2 separate regions of the Homo sapiens genome follow, and region 2 is linked to region 1. A link is a loop called in an ENCODE intact Hi-C map of the cell type or tissue named here. Cell type or tissue: PC-9. All regions are shown on one strand. Each heading gives the region's core, and the rest is flanking DNA. Links, peaks and the distances in the headings are about the cores only. Region 1 has its middle 59 kb from the start of FAM174B. Region 2 overlaps FAM174B (family with sequence similarity 174 member B).

Region 1 (8,613 bases), core at 484-8,483:
CCCTTAGCTAGACACAGGGTGCTGATTGGTGTGTTTACAAACCTTTAGCTAGATACAGAGGGCCAATTGGTGTATTTACAATCCCTTAGCTAGACATAAAGATTCTCCAAGTCCCCACCAGACTCAGGAGCCCAGCTGGCTTCACCCCGTGGATCCCACACCGGGGAGGCAGGTGCACCCGCACTCCTCAGCCCTTGGGTGGTCGATGTGACTGGGCACCTTGGAGCAGGGGGCGGTGCTCGTCGGGGAGGCTCGGGCCGGGCACAGGAGCCCACCGCAGGGAGGGGAGGCTCAGGCTTGGCGGGCTGCAGGTCCCAAGCCCTGCCCCGCGGGGAGGCAGCTAAGGCCCGGCGAGAAGTCGAGCACAGCAGCTGCTGGCCCAGGTGCTAAGCCCTTCACTGCCTGGGGCTTGTGGGCCGGCCGGCCGCTCCAAGTGCGGAGCCCGCCGAGCCCACGCCCACCCGGAACTCGCGCTGGCCCGCAAGCGCCGAACGCAGCCCGGGTTCCTGCCTGCGCCTCTCCCTCCACACCTCCCTGCAAGCTGAGGGAGCCGGCTCCGGCCTTGGCTAGCCCAGAAAGCGGCTCCCACAGTGCAGCGGCGGGCTGAAGGGCTTCTCAAGTGCCGCCAAAGTGGGAGCCCAGGCAGAGGAGGTGCCGAGAGCGAGCAAGGGCTGCAAGAGCTGCCAGCACGCTGTCGCCTCTCACTGGCATTCTCCCTCAGGCCCGTCACACACCAGATACCACGCTCGTAACCACTGGGCCACGCTGCAGAGTCTCCTGACTAGGGAGCTAAACAATAAATAAATGTGGCCTAGCTCAGCAGCTCGGGCGGCGGGAGGAGCGGCAGCGGCAAGGCAGCCCAGTTTCGCGAAGGCTCTCGGCGCGCCGCGGCCCGCAGGCACCCGGCACGCGCCTTCCCCGCCGCCAGGATGCCCAAGAGGAAGGTCAGCTCCGCCGAAGGCGCCGCCAAGGAAGAGTCCAAGAGGAGATCGGCGCGGTTGTCAGCTAAACCTCCTGCAAAAGTGGAAGCGAAGCCGAAAAAGGCAGCAGCGAAGGATAAATCTTCAGACAAAAAAGCGCAAACAAAAGGGAAAAGGGGAGCAAAGGGAAAACAGGCCGAAGTGGCTAACCAAGAAACTAAAGAAGATTTACCTGCAGAAAACGGGGAAACGAAAACTGAGGAGAGTCCAGCCTCTGATGAAGCAGGAGAGAAAGAAGCCAAGTCTGATTAATAACCATATACCATGTCTCATCAGTGGTCCCTGTCTCCCTTCTTGTACAATCCAGAGGAAAATTTTTATCAACTATTTTGTAAATGCAAGTTTTTTAGTAGCTCTAGAAACATTTTTAAGGAGGAGGGAATCCCACCTCATCCCATTTTTTAAGTGTAAATGCTTTTTTTTAAGAGGTGAAATCATTTCCTGGTTGTTTATTTTTTGGTACAACCAGAAAGTAGTGTGGGATATTGAATTATGGGAGGCTCTGACTGTCTCGGGTGTCAGCTTAACATTCCATAGATGGGGGGTTAGTTTTTATATCCCATAATACAAAGCATATTAAATGGCAATATGGAGTCAGTCCTGCATTTAATGTCTTGAACATTCTAAATTACTTCTATTACCATGTTGTTTTTTAGTAGAATTGTTTCCTAAAGAAAACCACTCTTTGATCATGGCGCTCTCTGTCAGAATTGTGTGTACTCTGTAACATCTTTGGTTGTGGTAGTCCTGTTTTCCTAATAACTTACTGTGCTGTGAAAGATTACAAATTTGAACATGTAGTGTACGTGCTATTGAGTTGTGAACTGGTGGGCCGTATGTAACAGCTGACCAACATGTGAAGATACTGGTACTTGATAACCTCTTAAGGAAAATTTGCTTCCAAATTTTAAGCTGGAGAGTCACTGGAATAACTTTAAAAAAGAATTACAATACATGGCTTTTTAGAATTTCGTTACGTATGTTAAGATTTGTGTACAAATTGAAATGTCTGTACTGATCCTCAACCAATAAAATCTCAATTATGAAAAAAATAAAAATAAAATGTGGCCTAAACAATAAATAAATAAATAAATACCAATTTCTCCAGGAAATGCACATCAAACCCCACCGCAATCACTTCATACCCATTAGGATGGCTCTAATTTTTTTTTAATCAGAAAATAAAAAATGTCAACAAGGATGTGGAGAAATTAAAACCCTTGTGTACTGCTATGGGAAAAAGTATGGCGGTTCCTCAAAAAATTAAACATAAGTTCCACTTCTGAGTATATGCCTAAAATAATTAAAAGCAGGGACTCAAATTTTTAAATGTTTATTTTTTTAATTATTTATTTATTTTTAATTTCAATAGTTTTTGAAATAGCCAAAAGGTGGAAGCAACCCAAATATCCTTAAACAGATTAACGGATTTTTAAAATGTGGTCTAAGTAAGTGGAAAAAGAAAATGTAGCATATATACACCATGGAACACTACTCAGCCATAAAAAGGAATGAAATAATGTCTTTTGCGGCAACTTGGATGGAGCTGGAGGCCATTATTCGAAGTGAAGTAACTCAGGAATGGAAAACCAAATACCATATGTTCTCACTTATAAGTGGGAGGTAAGCTATAAGTAGGCAAAGGCATAAGAGTGATATAATGGACTCTGGGGACTTGCAGGGGAAGGCTGGTCGGGGGGCGAGGTATAAAAGACTACACATTGGGTACAGCATACACTGCTTCAGTAACAGGTGCACTAATATCTCAGAAATCAAGGCTGAAGAATGTATCCACATGGCTGGGCACGGTGGCTCACTCCTGTAATCCTAGCACTTTGGGAGGCAGAGGCAGTCGGATCACCTGAGGTCAGGAGTTCAAGACCTGCCTGGCCAAAGTGGTGAAGCCCCGTCTCCACTAAAAATACAAAAATTAGCTGGGCGTGGTGGCAGGTGCCTGTAGTCCCAGCTACTCGGGAGACTGAGGCAGGAGGATCGCTTGAACCCAGGAGGGGAAGATTGCAGTGAGCCGAGATCCTGCCACTGTACTCCAGCCTGGGCGACAGAGCAAGACTCTGCCCCCCAAAAAAAAGAATGTATCCACACAACCGAACGCCACCTGTACCCCAAAAACTATTGAAATAAAAAATAATTTTTTTAAAAAAGGAAGAAAGATATGTGGTCTATACGTAAAAGTGGCAAAATGTGGTGATACACACACACACACACACACACACACACACAGGAATATGATTCAGGCTTATTAAAAGGCAGGCAATTCTGGCACAGGCTACAGCAGGAATGAGCCTTGAGGCCATGATGCTAAGTGAAGTCAGTCCATCACAAAAGGACAAATGGGACTGTGGCATTCCGCTTCTATGGGGTGCGGAGAGTGGTTAGATTCCTCCAGACAGAAAGAGCACGCTTGGCTGCCAGGGCCGGGGAGAGCGGGGAGAGGGGAGCGGGAGTTATCATTTCACGGACGCGATGTTTCGTCCCCTTTGATGAAGCGTTCTGGAGATGGGCAGTGGCGACACTCGCCCATATACGCAACGGCTGAGTGCACTCCATGCCACCGAACTGGTTAAGATGGTAAATTTTCTGTTGTGTGTATTCAACCACAATTTTTTAAGCCACTTTCTCCGTTCTTTCATTGAGAACTCCGGGGATCAAAGAAGAACGCCAGCTGCGGTGGACCGCTGAGGAATGGCCGGAGTCCGGGCGCGAGCGCCGCTTCCCCTCGCCCTCCTCCTCTCCCTTCCCGCGGCCCCTGGAGGCCGAGACCCATCCGCGTCCCGCGCGCGCTTTCCTCAGAGGCTCGGCCGGGCGCCCTGCTTCGAAGTGGGCCTGAGGAAGCCTCCGCCTCCGCCGCTGCTTTCTCCCCCTTCCTTCTCCAGCGGCTCCTCCAGGCCGCTCCAGAGACCCCGAGGACCCAAGGACGGTGCCGGGCGGAAAGTCTGTGCGAAGCTGGTGAAAAGGTTGCCCGGAGAGAGCGGAAGCTGTGAGGATGGGCAAAGCGCCCCTGCCCAGCCGCCCCGCCGCAGAACCGGTACACGCGCCTGCCCGCCCCGGGCGCCCCTTTGGCGCTGAGCTTTTCGTGCGGGGCGCGCATCCCTCTCCACTCCGGCTCTCTGGCGCCATCTTGTGTAGCTTTCTTAAACAGCCACAAAATGCGGATCTTTTAGGTCTCTAGTAACATGATTTCTCAAGTACAAAAATAGTTTCCGATATCTTATTGAAGAAAACATTTTCTTCTCTACAAGAAAGCAAAGTTTACCCATTGTTCTAGCACATAATGAGCAAGGCTTTGTTTCCTGAACATATTCGTAACTATTTCAAGGATAATCTTAAGTATAGAAGTTGGTTTTAGTCTAACGTCTTGCCTTTCAGAAACGACTTGGGAGACAGAAAGAAAGAAAAATGAACGTTTAAAATTTTATCAGAGCCAGACGAGGAGCAGGATAAGCCAAATATATTATAAACTCGTTTATATAACCCCTGTTATCTTGACTCAACAAGTAAGGTGCAAGTAGGCACAATTTAAACAACCACAAGTAGAATTAATATAACTGCAAGTCTAGTCAATTAATACAAAGGCACATGCAGTCCAGGGACCCCTGCCCCGTGATGCTAACAACTGAATCCACACTCACAGATCTGCTGATCTATGGGGTGGGCTGTGTTGCTAAAACCAAAAATTGACATCTCAAAGAGGGAGCAAATTAACACGCAATTGTGAAGAAAAATCCATCGTTGGTTAATCTAGCAAAAGTGCTTCCTCTAGTAAATTTAGTATCTGAATGTCAAGTACCAACTCAGAAGTTGAGACAAGCCTTTCTAATTCTCATGGAATTACAAACAAATTTTTTTTATTCCACAAAGAAATAAAGAAATACGAAGTGCTTCCAGCAAGTTACACGGGGGAAAGGGGAAAAAAAAGCCACTTTGGAGCTACAGTCCCACTTCTAGTTATTAGTGTCTTTGAGAGGGCTTTACAGTATCCGCTCTGCTCACAGGAGGCCTTAAGCTGCGGGGAGATTCATGGGACTCAGACGCAGGCTGTATTCTTGAGATCCAGCCAGGTTTTCCACCGACTCACTTCACTTTAGAGTCTGCAGAGTTCAAACAGAACAAAGAAGTAATAGGATCCTGCGGCGGGGAAGGAAGCTGGAGCCTTCCACACTTGGGGCCAAGCTGTAAGCCAAAAGATTAAGTTATAAAAGCAGATTCTTACAACTTGAAGTAGAGAAAGTCTCAATAAGGAAGACACAAACCCAGGAGTGGGAGGCTGCAGTGAGCTATGATCACATCACTGCATTCCAGCCTGGGTGATAGAGTGAGACCCCGTGTGTAAAAATAATAAAAAATAAAATATGGTAAAATATCGATTTAAAAAAAAAAAAAAAGAAAAAGAAAAAAAAAAGAAAGACACAGCACTTCCCCAGCAAGAAGGAAGGCCTATGGATGACACTTTTTTTTAAAGTCACATTTCCCAAAAATGCAAGGGTATCATCGCCGCAGTAAAAGGAGTCAGGCTCTGAGGTCGGAGCGCCCGGTGTGACTTGAGACAGCTTCAGCAGCAGTTCTGGGCCCCAGGACTCTCAGCTCCTCCTCAAGGTTAATAATTCCTGCCTCAGAGGACTAAAAGGAACAAAAGTGTAGCATCCCTAGGACAGAGTCTGGCCCAAGCAGGTGCTCAGTATATAGCAGGTGCCATTCCAGCAATGGTGATGATAATGACAGCCCTACCATTACTGAAGCAAACCTGCCACCCTCTCCTAATGGGCATTCGCATTCACTTACTAACAATAGCTAACACTCGTTGGGTACTTACTATGTGCTGGGCACTGTGCATCAAATTATTTCACTTAACCTGTGGGGCACTTAAATGTAGCCACATCTAATACCCCCACTTTACAGATAACAAAACAGGTTCAGAGAGGTTAGGTAATGTATTAGTCAGCATAGGCTAACTACTGTAACAAACAACCCCCAAAACCTCATGGCTCAACACAAAGTTTACACCTCCCCCATATCCTGGTGGCAGGAGCATGAGAGAAAGGACTCACTCTAGGGTCACTCAGGGAGCCAGGCCCCTTCCATATTGTGACTCCTCCACTGCCTGCCCCTGTGTCTGCTGCTGGATGCCCTGCTTCTAGCTACAGCTGAGGGAGAAGAGACTAAGAAAATCCAGAGCTCTTACCCACCTCAGCCAGAAGTGGCATGTGGCACTTCTGCTCAGAGCCTGCCAGCTTAGTCTGTTGGCCCCACGTAGGTGTAAGGGGCAGGGAAATAGTCTATTGGTATTCCCAGGAAGAAGAGAACAGAAATGGAGATTGGTGTGCAACAATCGTTTCTACAACAATGAACTTGCTTGAGATCACATGGCCAGTAAAAATGGAAGTGAGATGTGAACCCAAGCAGTCTGAGTTCACACCCTGACCTCCTAACCATGGAGCTACACTATCACCTAAGGAACTGTGGAGGTTTTTGAACAGAACCCCAAAATTCTTTACCATTCTTCTAATCAAGAGGTGGGTCAGTGTTGAATCTGGGCTTTGTTAGTCTTTGACCAGTAGAATACATCAGAAATTACCACTATGACCATGTCCAAGGTCTTAAGATGCTAGCAGCTTCTACTTCCTATCTCTTGGGACACTCACTTTTGGAGCCCAGCTGCCATGCTGTGAGGAAGCCCAAGCTAGTCTATGCTGAGAAACCACATGGAATGGCCACCTATATTTGTTCCAGCTGGCAGACAAGGAGGGGTCCCAGCCATCACCCAGGACCAGCCACCAGACATGCAAGTGAAGATGCTTCCAGATGATTCCAGGCCCAAGAAATCAAGTCATCCTCAGCTCCTGAGTCTTCCCAGCTGAAGCTCAGACATCATGGAGCAAAGACAACTCATCATGGCTGTGCTCTGTCTCAATTCCTCCACTCATTTCTAAAGATCCTAGGTCCTGTGGATCCTACTTTCTCATATCTCAGCTGTGCCCCAGATTCATTATTCAATTTGTGCCCAAGATATTTAAGATTCCTGGTGTGAAGTACATTTGAAAATGTACATTTGTGGGCCGGGCTCACGCCTATAATCCCAGCACTTTGGGAGGCTGAGGTAGGCGGATCACCTGAGGTCAGGAGTTCAAGACCAGCCTGGGCAACGTGGTGAAACCCTGTCTATACTAAAAATACAAAAATTAGCTGGGTTTGGTGGCATGCACCTGTAGTCCCAGCTAGTCAGGAGGCTAAGGCAGGAGAATTGCTTACACCCGGGAGGCGGAGGTTGCAGTGAGCTGAGATCGTGCCATTGCACTCCAGCCTGGGCAACAAGAGCAAAACTCCGTCTCAAAAAAAAAAGAAAAGAAAAGAAAAATCGACATTTGTGGTCCCATTAAACACCACAAAGTTTAACTCTTTTGGAAATACAGTTCACAATTAAAACAAAAGTCACTCTAGTGTACCCTGCTAAATTAAACAATTTAGTATATCTCTTTGGTGAGACCAGACTTCTGCAAACCTCACACCAGAAAACAGGTTTAACAATTTTTCATAGTAAGACAATACACTTGGGACTTGAGGGTGGACAAAGCATAAGTAAGCTTAGAAAATGATAATGAACATAAGAAAATAATTATGCTGTCTTTAAACATGATGAAACCATCTCATTAAGCCTAAATTAATTTAAAGGTCAACAATGCATAATTTATGTGGGCTCATAAAATGCATTATGTAAATGATGATTAAACCAATATCCTCTTTTTTTCTTATCTCTGTCCTATTAACTCTAGAAACACTAGAACGCTGGTATATGCTATGTGATAGTAACAAATTTGAAAGATACCAGGTTTTCCTGACACTATTTCTCTTTTTTTTTTTTTTCTGAGATGGAGTATCGCTCTGTCGCCTAGGCTGGAGTGCAGTGGCGCGATCTTGGCTCACTGCAACCTCCTCCTCCCAGGTTCAAGCAATTCTCCTGCCTCAGCCTCCCAAGTAGCTGTGATTACAGGCAGCCGCCAGCACGCCCAGCTAATTTTTGAATTTTTAGTAGAGATGGGGTTTTACCATGTTGACCAGGCTGGTCTCAAACTCCTGACCTCAAGTCATTCACCCACCTCGGCCTCCCAAAGTGCTAAAATTACAGGCATGAGCCAACACACCCGGCCGCCTGAAGTTACTTCTGATAAAAATAAATGCCACAGACACCAAATTCACTGACATTTTAGCAAATTCCACAGTATGGGGTCCCAGGAGATCAGTGCTGCAAGGGAGGAGCTTTAGGAAAGACTACAGAAATGAAGTAAAATAGCCCAAGACAAAATATGCCAGTTTCACAATGTGGCTGGGAGCTGTCCCATATGACTGGGACATACGTTTTCAGTACTAAGGAGCTGAGCCAATGTGAGTCCCTGTGGAGAAAGATGCCCTGATTCATTCAACATTCATCTGTTCCAGGCCCTGAGAATACAGATGCAGAAAAAAACAAAACAAAAATCCCTGCCTACTACCCAACTCGGGCCAGGCAGAATGGCTCTTGCAAAGACAGATAGCGAAAAGGGCCCTCAATGGAGTGAGAACCCAAGAATACACCATCAACATTCCCAAGCACATCCAGGGAGTGGGTTTCGAGAAGCAT
Region 2 (8,521 bases), core at 522-8,521, 70 kb before region 1:
TTTGTTTTTTTTTAAGACACAGTCTCACTCTGTCACCCAGGAGTGCAGTGGCATGATTTTGGCTCACTGCAACCTCTGCCTCCCAGGTTAAAGTGTTTATCCTGCCTCAGCCTCCCAAGTAGCTGGGATTACAGGCACACACCACCACACTCAGCCAATTTTTGTATTTTTAGTAGAGATGGGGTTTCACCATGTTGGCTAGGCTGGTTTTGAACTCCTGACCTCAAGTGATCCACCCGCCTCAGCCTCCCAAAGTGCTGGGATTACAGGCATGAGCCACCGCGCCTGGCTAACATATTATAAATGTTTTAAAATTTAATCTCCTTAATATATATATAGTCCCTAAAAACCAATAAAAAAGATCAATAATCTAATTGAAAAACTGGTAAAGAACATAACACAGGCAGTTCACACACACACACACACACACAAACCTAAATGGCTCCGCATTCTTAACTATGAAAAAATGTCCAATCTCACTTTCAATAAGATAAATGTAATTTTGATCTTCACAGAGATTCAATTTTTCACCTATTAATTTAGCAAAAATAGAAATGTCTGAAAACACACTGTTGGCAAGGATGTACAGAAACACTCTCTCATTACTTGTTTGTGGACATGTAAATTGTTACAACATATACAGAGAGCAGTGTGACAATATCCATCAGTTACAAAAGGTATAGCCCTTAGTCGGCAATTCCATTTCTAGGAATTTGTCCTACAGGTATGTTTCCACATGTGTGAAATGACACCTACATGCCCATTAACAGAAGACTGATTAAATAAATTATGTTACATCCATATAATGAACACTAAGCACCTATATAAATGAATGAAGAGCTTTTTAGGAATAACCACTCAGACACACAAGATATTTTTATAAAGCAAGGTAAAAAGCATAGTGTATGTGTAAGAGATAGAAAAGATATCCACATGCAAAAGAATAAAGTTGGACTCCTATAAATCATCTAAAAAAATTAACTCACACAATATACAAAAATTACCTCAAAATGGAACTTACATATAAGTATGTAAGACTTATATGTAAGAGCTAAATTTTTAGAAAAAAATAGCATAAATCTTTGCGACACTAGATTAGACAATGGCTTATTAAATATGACACCAGAAGCAAAAGCAACAAAAGAAAAAACTAGATAAATTGGACTCATCAAAATTTAAAACTTTTGTGCTTCAAAGAATATAATCAAGAAAGTGAAAAGACACCCCCATAGAATGGGAGGAATCACTTGCAAACTATACATCTGATCAAAGTATTTTTATGTAGAATATATGAAGAACTCTTACCCATCAATAATAAAAAGACAAATAACCCAATGTAAAATGGGCAAAAGACCTGAATAGACAGTTCTCAAAAGAAGATTTACAAATGCACAATACACGAAGGCAAACAAGGTCAACATGACTAGCCATCAATGCATTGCAAATTAAACACACAACGAGATACCACTTTATACCTTAGGATGGCTATAAGCAAAAAGACAGACAATAACAAATGTTGGTGAGGATATAAGAAATCATAACCCTCATACACTTCTAGTGAGATGTAAACTAGTACAGCAATTTGGAAAACCATTTGGCAGTTTGTCAAAAGGTTAAACATGGAGTTATCATATGACCCAGCAATTCCACTCCTAGGTGTATATTCCCAAGAGCCATCAAAATACATGTCCACACAAAAACTCATATACTTGTTCAGAGCAGCATTATTCATAATAGCCCCAAAAAGGAAACAACTTAAATACCTGATATGGTTTGGCTGTGTCCCCACCCAAAGCTCATCTTGAATTGTAGTTCCCATAATCCCCATGTGTTGTGAGAGGGACCTTGTGGGAGGTGATTAGATTATGGGGGTGGTTCCCCCATGCTGTTCTCATGATAGTGAGTTCTCACAAGATTTGATGGTTTTATAAGGGGATTTTCCCCAATCCACTTTGCACTTCTCTCTCCTGCCACCATGAGGACATGTTTGCTTCCTCTTCCGCCATGATTATAAGTTCCCTGAGGCCTCTCCTGCCATGCAGGTTTAACTGTGAGGCAATTAAACCTCTTTCCTTCATAAATTTCCCAGTCTCAGGCAGTTCCTTATAGCAGCCCCTGAGAACAGGCTACTACAATATCTATCTATTGATGAATGGGTAAATAAAAGATGGTATACCCATTCGATGGAACATAACGGCAATAAAAAGAAATGACACATGCCACACATAGATGAACCCTGAAAACACTGTACTAAATAAAATAAGCTATTCACAAAAGACCACACATTGTATGGTCCCATGTATATGAAAGACCAGAAAAGGGAAATCTATACACAGAAAGAAAATTCAGAGACACATAGAGATTAACTACTATGGATTCATGGTTTCAGTCTGGAGTGATGAATGTATTCTAAAATTGATTTCAGTGATAGATGCACAACTCTGTAAATATACTAAAAACCATTGAGTTGGACACTTTATTTGTTTTTTTTTTTTAAGAGAGGTGGGGTCTGGCTATGTTGACCAGGCTGGTCCAAACTCCTGGCATCAAGCAATCCTCCCATCTTGGCCCCCAAAGTGCTAGGATTACAGGCATGAGCCACCATGCCTGGCTGGGTTGGACACTTTAAATGAGTGAATATAGTATATAAGTTATATCTCACCAAAGTCATTATAAGAAATAGGGAAGGAATGTGTGTGTGTGTGTGTGTGTGTGTGTGTGTGTATGCATGTATATATTACACTCACTTGCTTCTATATTTATAAAATCTCCCTGGAAAGATTTGACAAGAAATTGACAACACAAAGTGAAGAAAACTGTGTGGCTAAAAGGTAAGAATACTTTTTGCTATATGCTCTTTTGTTCTTTGTGAATTTTGAACCATGTGAATATATGACCTAATTTAAAACCAAGTATATAAATACAATTCAATGTAAATCATTAAAATAAATTTTGAAATGGAGTAAGTCTGTGTCAGGCTGCCCCTCTGGCAGGAGACCCTTCTCCCAGGGCCCACCCATGGCTGACTCCATGTGGCTTTGCCCGGCTATCCTGGTGACTTCAGAACCCAAACTCAGTGACTCAAACCTTTCCTCCACCTGGAGGAAATGGAAATAGTGGGCTGTTTCCATTTTTAAGCCCACTAAAGTAGTTCTGTAGCCCAAGGACCAGCGTTCTGCCAAAACCATATTACTTGTCAATGAACAGCACACGTGAACTCTGACATTTGGAAAAAGTAATCAAGAAAATGAAAATGGATCATGGGAGAGGAAGACTGAAGCACACAGGTGCCGCCAGTGTAGACAGGAGGACTAGCAGGCGACCCTGAGCCAAGCGGTCCCTCCAATGCTCTGAGGACACAGACCTGTTTCGCTTTTACCCTCTGAGCTCTACGCTGCACCTCCTCCTCAGGACATAAGAAGTAACAGAGCTTCCCCCAGAAAACCAGCTACACTTGAAGAAATGAAGAACATGACTCAGAACCCACTCTTCAGCCCTAGCCTCTGCCCCACCCTGTAAGGAAGCAGGTGTTGGAGGCCCCTGGACAATCAACAGGCTAGCCAGGGTCTCACCACCATGGCCTGCCACCAAGACACATTCCCAATAACCAGCCTACCTCCCTTTCTGCCCTGGGCACAGCCCTCTGAGCTCCACCCGACACCTTCCACCTAGAGCATTTTCGACAAGCCACTGAGAGGCAAACACCGGTGTGATAGAAATCTCATCTTACTCCACTGCAGATGGGCCACTTCAGACAAATAAGTCACATGAGGCAAAAGCATTTTCCTCTAGTGCAGCAAGAGCCTCCAGATCTCCAGCAGCCAAGCTCCAACACCATCCAGCTCCGGCAGAACCCTCCCCAACACAGAGGCTGGGGAGACCCTGGATGCACCCTCGCCTCACCCCTGTCCTAGGGCACCCCCTCCCCACCACGCTGCAGCCCCTCAGTTCCAGCACCCAGCACCCAGTCACCAGTCAAGCACCATGGCTCAACATACCAGGTCAATAACTCAAATGCCCCAAGGCCTTGTAGACAAAAGAAACCAGAGCAGCAGGACTGCTGAGACCTAAACAAGGGAACAAACAACAGTGACAAGTGGTGGACAATACTCTGTCTTCAAGTCAAAAAGGCACAAATAGCGGCACCCTGCCCAGCCTAGGTGGAGTGGCAGCCACCAAGCTCCTGCCCGGCTGCCCCGGAACAGAGGTCTTGCACTTCCATGTATCCCCACCTGTCAAAAGAAGGAGGAAATCTAGATTTTTATATAAAGGCTCCTAACTTTTAAGTGTTCTCAACTATCTTAGTTTTTAAAACACTGTGCAGATCAAAAAACAAAACAAATGTCTGTGGGCCACATTTTTCAGCCCCAGGCCATCAGTTTACCATCTCTGACTTGGTTCTCTGACCATGGTTCATTAGGTCCTACGTGCCAAGCATGAGTGATATTTAGTAACTCAGCTCAAAATCATGAGCCCAGAGAGATGTAATGATATGCACGTTCCACTAAATCCTTCCTTATCTCTGTTCACCAACAGTTCAACCATGACTAAGGAGTATTGACCATTATTTATATAATCTAGCTGCTTCCTCTACCTCCTGGGCACCATCCCATTGGGGTTAACCAAGTGTTAGCACTGTTGGTTGACCCCAGGATGGGCATGCAGCACACAGCACAGACCGTGCCCCTGGGGGCTTACGCTTCATAGAGGATCATCCAGCATGGGCCAGACAACCCTGAAGAGCTCAATGACAAGTCTTCAGGTTTTTCTTCATTACACTAAAGTGTTTAGCCTCCATCTGCTCCCCATCCTGTTTCTCTTTCCCTCTCTCAGTCCCTGAGGGATAAATCCAATGCTTACTCTTCCAAGACAAAAGCAGCACACAGTAAATCCGGCAACAGCAAATGCCCCAAGACCTGTTCCTCCAGCTCTCGGGTGTGTTTGCAAAGGGTTGGTTCTGCTTTGTTTTTATATAAGGGGCCAGGGAAGGGAAGTGAGGTTTAAAGCAGAGAAGGTAGCCCCTAGGGGCAGCCCCATGGGGTCAAGGACAGCGGCAAGATGACCCAGAGGGGCCCTTGGTGGACCCAGGGGACCTGACCACCACCTGGAAACTCTGAGGTCACAGTGCTTTGGGGCACATGTCGTAAGGGGCCCTTTCAGTACCACTTATCCCTGCCACCCAGGTAGGGGAGGGTGGGAATGTCAGTCCTCACCACCCACTCCTTCTAGGCAGATGCTCCCAATGCCCCTCCACCCAGCCCCAAGGCCCAGCTGCATGGCTGGAGTTTTCATGAGCAAGTTTCACCTGTGAGTCCTCTTCTTCCTCACCAAACCTATCCCTTTCCCTGCCTGGTCACCCCCTTCACAATGCCCCCCTTCTCTATGCCCTTCAGGACAGCCTGACACTTTCCTCTTTCTCCTCTTCATCCATTCAGGCCTCCAGTCCTCCCAAGTGGTCCTTCCAGCACCTTCCACGGGTCTCCCCAGACATCCTGCACCCCCCACACCAGCCACGTCACTATTCATGCATTCTTGGTAAATCCTTGGTACAACCTGATCTGGACCAACATTTCTAGAGAAGCCCTGTGATTACTTCACTCTTGTATTAAAATCCTCCATTTGCTCCTCTCACCCACTACAAATCTCCTAGTCCTCCAGCTGGAATTGGCTTCCAAAATCCAGCTGCAATGGGAAGGGTGAGGCGGACTCCTCCCCTTCCCCAGCTGCTCATCCTTGAGCAAGACACTTCAACAACTGAGCCTTGGTTTTCTCATCTGTGAAATGGGGATGATAAACCAAAATTGAAATTCTAAGCCCCCCAACCATCTGAATGAACCCCTCCTCTCAGCAAGGCTATTGACAGCAATTTGGAATCTCAGCAGTGCCAAAGCTAACCCGAAAAACTAATTCAGGCCATGATGGGAAGGGTGGGGGGTTGGACATACCTGATTCTACCCTCCTCCCTTTTGGATTTATTGATAGACCCTCTAAGTCTGACAAGAAACATTTACAATCTATTCTCTCCAAAGCCTGCCACCTGGAGGCTTCGCCTGCATAATAAAACCTTGGTCTCCACACCCACTTATCTTAACCCAGACATTTCTAAGTTTTAGACAATAACTTAACTCTTTCAACCAACTGCCAATCAGAAAATCTGTGAATCTACCTATGGCCTGGAAGTTATCCCCCCTTCCACTTATCCTGCCTTTCTGGACCAAACCAATGTACATCTTACATGTATTTGATATCTCATGTCTCCCTAATATGTATAAAACTAAGCTGTACCCCAACCACCTTGGGCACATGTTCTCAGGATCTCCTGAGGGCTGAGTCATGGGCCAGTGGCCACTCATATTTGGCTCAGAATAAATCTCTTTAAATATTTTACAGAGCTTGACTCTTTTTGTCGACAGGACTGACAGTGCACCACTCATAGGAGTGAGGAAAACATATAAAATGCTTATCACAGAGTCCGTTACACAGTAAGGGCTTAATAAATACTAGTTGCTATTATTGTCATCAACATCACAATTTCCAAGTGATTTCACAAACCCTACCCTCAGCAAAGCTTGCTTCACCCATCTGGTCCTGGAAGAACCTCTTCTTCCTCCCATCCTGCCAAGTCCTAATCGTCCTCCTCCTCCACCATGCCTTCCCAGACCATTCTGGTCCCTGACCCATCCTTTCTCAGTTTACCTAGCATTGCTTTTAATACATGGCTCCCCTGTGGGATTGGACGGCTCCTTATCTGCCAAGTAGAATCATTCAAGCCATAAGCCAAAAATAAAATTCTAAGCCCCCCAGCCAGTTGAAGAGACCTGGCCAAGAGGACCCCAGAGAAACCTGAAAAACTAAATTCCAGGCCTAGACAAGAAAGGAGGTCAGACACGCCACATTATACCCCTCCCTTTTGGAGTTTAGGCACAAATGACCAGCATTAATAATGAAATAGAGATCATAAGACTGGCAAAACAAGGCTCTTTGTGGCAATAAGATACCAAATTCCAACCTGATTCTGTGTAGCATCACATGACAGACAGCAGGCCCTGAAGGAAATGAAATTTTACCCAAAAATGTCTGTGACATGGTTTGAAATGGCCCTGCAAAGCCATCTTTTGTGGGAAAATTTTTGCATCTATAGAGAATCTTCATTAATGCAGCTAGGCCTTTGGTGGATCTAGGAGAGATTAACTAAAAGTCTGGCACCTTTTAAGATCTGAAAAGAGGCATTTACCATCTATTCTCTCTGAAGCCTGCTACCTGGAGGCTTCATCTACATAACAAGAACCTTGGTCTCCACAACCCCCCTTATCTTAACTCAAGCATTCCTTTCTATTGACTTCAAGTCTTCAGACAAAGCTTAACTCTTTCAAGCAACTGCCAATCAAAACCTCTTTGAATCTGCCTATGGTCTATAAGCCCCACTTCAAGAAGCCCTGCCTTTCTGGGCTGAACCAAAGTAAACCATCCATATATTGATTCATGTCTTTGCCTGTAACTTCTATCTCCCTAAAATGTATAAAACCAGGCTGAAACCTGACCACCTCGGGCCCACGTTCTCAGGACCTCTTGATATTGTTCCCCAGGTCAATATGGTCACTCATATTGGCTCACAATAAACCTCTTTAAATATTTGTAGAGTTTGGGGTTTTTGTCAACAAAGGGCATTATCCTATGCCTTAGATTGAGCTGGATGGTCCTTGACCTCTGATGTGTTCCATGGCACCTCTATGTTCACAGTGGGTGCTAATTAAACACCCTGGGAAGAACACTGTTTACTCAGCCGTGTTTGCTCCTAGGTGCTGGGTTCAGTGTTGGGGAGACCTCGCTGGACAGGGCCAAACTCAGCCCACCACATCTTGGAGGTCCAAAAAGGGCCAAGCTGAGCATCCAAGCCCCTAGGTTTAAGTCCTATTTTTCCTACAAACTCACTCAGTGACCTTCACCAAGCCTCCCCACTCTGGGCCTCAGTTTTCTCATCTGTACAATGAGTGTAGGGAGGTAGGCGGAAGGAGCTCTGAATGCAAAGAAACGCCTACCTGAGAGGGAGGGGTCTAGAAGGGCTCTGCCAGGCCTACAAGAGCCCTGCCCAAGCACTTTGCCATGGTCCCTCCTCTGTGCCACACCTGCCCGTGAGAAAGGGTTTCCTCCTCCCCGCACCCTCAGGAAAATAAATAGCAAATCTAGATTCCTGGCAGATTGCCCTTAGATTAAGTATAGTTTATTTTTTAAGTGAAACAATAATAACATGATCCTAAATTCATGGTCCCAGGATTTCCCTTTGCAAATGGTTAGACCCAAAACCTCAGTCATAAAACTAAAGTACTAACACAATCCATGAAGGCTTCTTTGCTTAAATCCAGGAGTGTTTCCCTCTCTTGACACTCGCCCTACAGGATGCTCTACAGATACTGACATTGGAGTTCCCTTAGTCCCCACTGCTTACCCTAGATTTGCCTGGTGTCTCAAGAAGAACCTGCATTTGCAAAGACACCCATACACAAAGCCTACATGGGCATGA

The links. Peaks named below come from ENCODE experiments on the same cell type or tissue, not always from the same donor. Only the 100,000 strongest peaks of a DNase experiment are listed, where the experiment ranks them.
Region 2: a loop joins it to region 1, with 5 times the contacts of the local background. A loop is called at or near these places in 3 of 110 quality-filtered maps.

What each region holds. Positions count from the first base shown.
Region 1 is chr15:92,710,879-92,719,491 of GRCh38, forward strand. It overlaps the pseudogene HMGN1P38 and the pseudogene RPL31P6. Among named protein-coding and RNA genes, the nearest start is that of FAM174B, 59 kb to the left of the region's middle. RefSeq lists silencers at 3,827-3,876, 3,987-4,136. In PC-9, for the core only: a CTCF peak has its summit at 4,096 (motif pointing left); DNase peaks (open chromatin) are centred at 3,303 and 4,103; H3K4me3 peaks cover 1,270 bases.
Region 2 is chr15:92,640,654-92,649,174 of GRCh38, forward strand. All of the region lies in intron 1 of FAM174B (family with sequence similarity 174 member B), which reads right to left. Among named protein-coding and RNA genes, the nearest start is that of FAM174B, 11 kb to the right of the region's middle. RefSeq lists enhancers at 2,971-3,751, 3,371-3,490, 3,752-4,531, 6,872-7,651. In PC-9, for the core only: no CTCF peak of the experiment used is centred there; DNase peaks (open chromatin) are centred at 3,618, 4,028, 4,518, 4,898 and 2 weaker places; H3K4me3 peaks cover 4,740 bases; H3K27ac peaks cover 8,000 bases.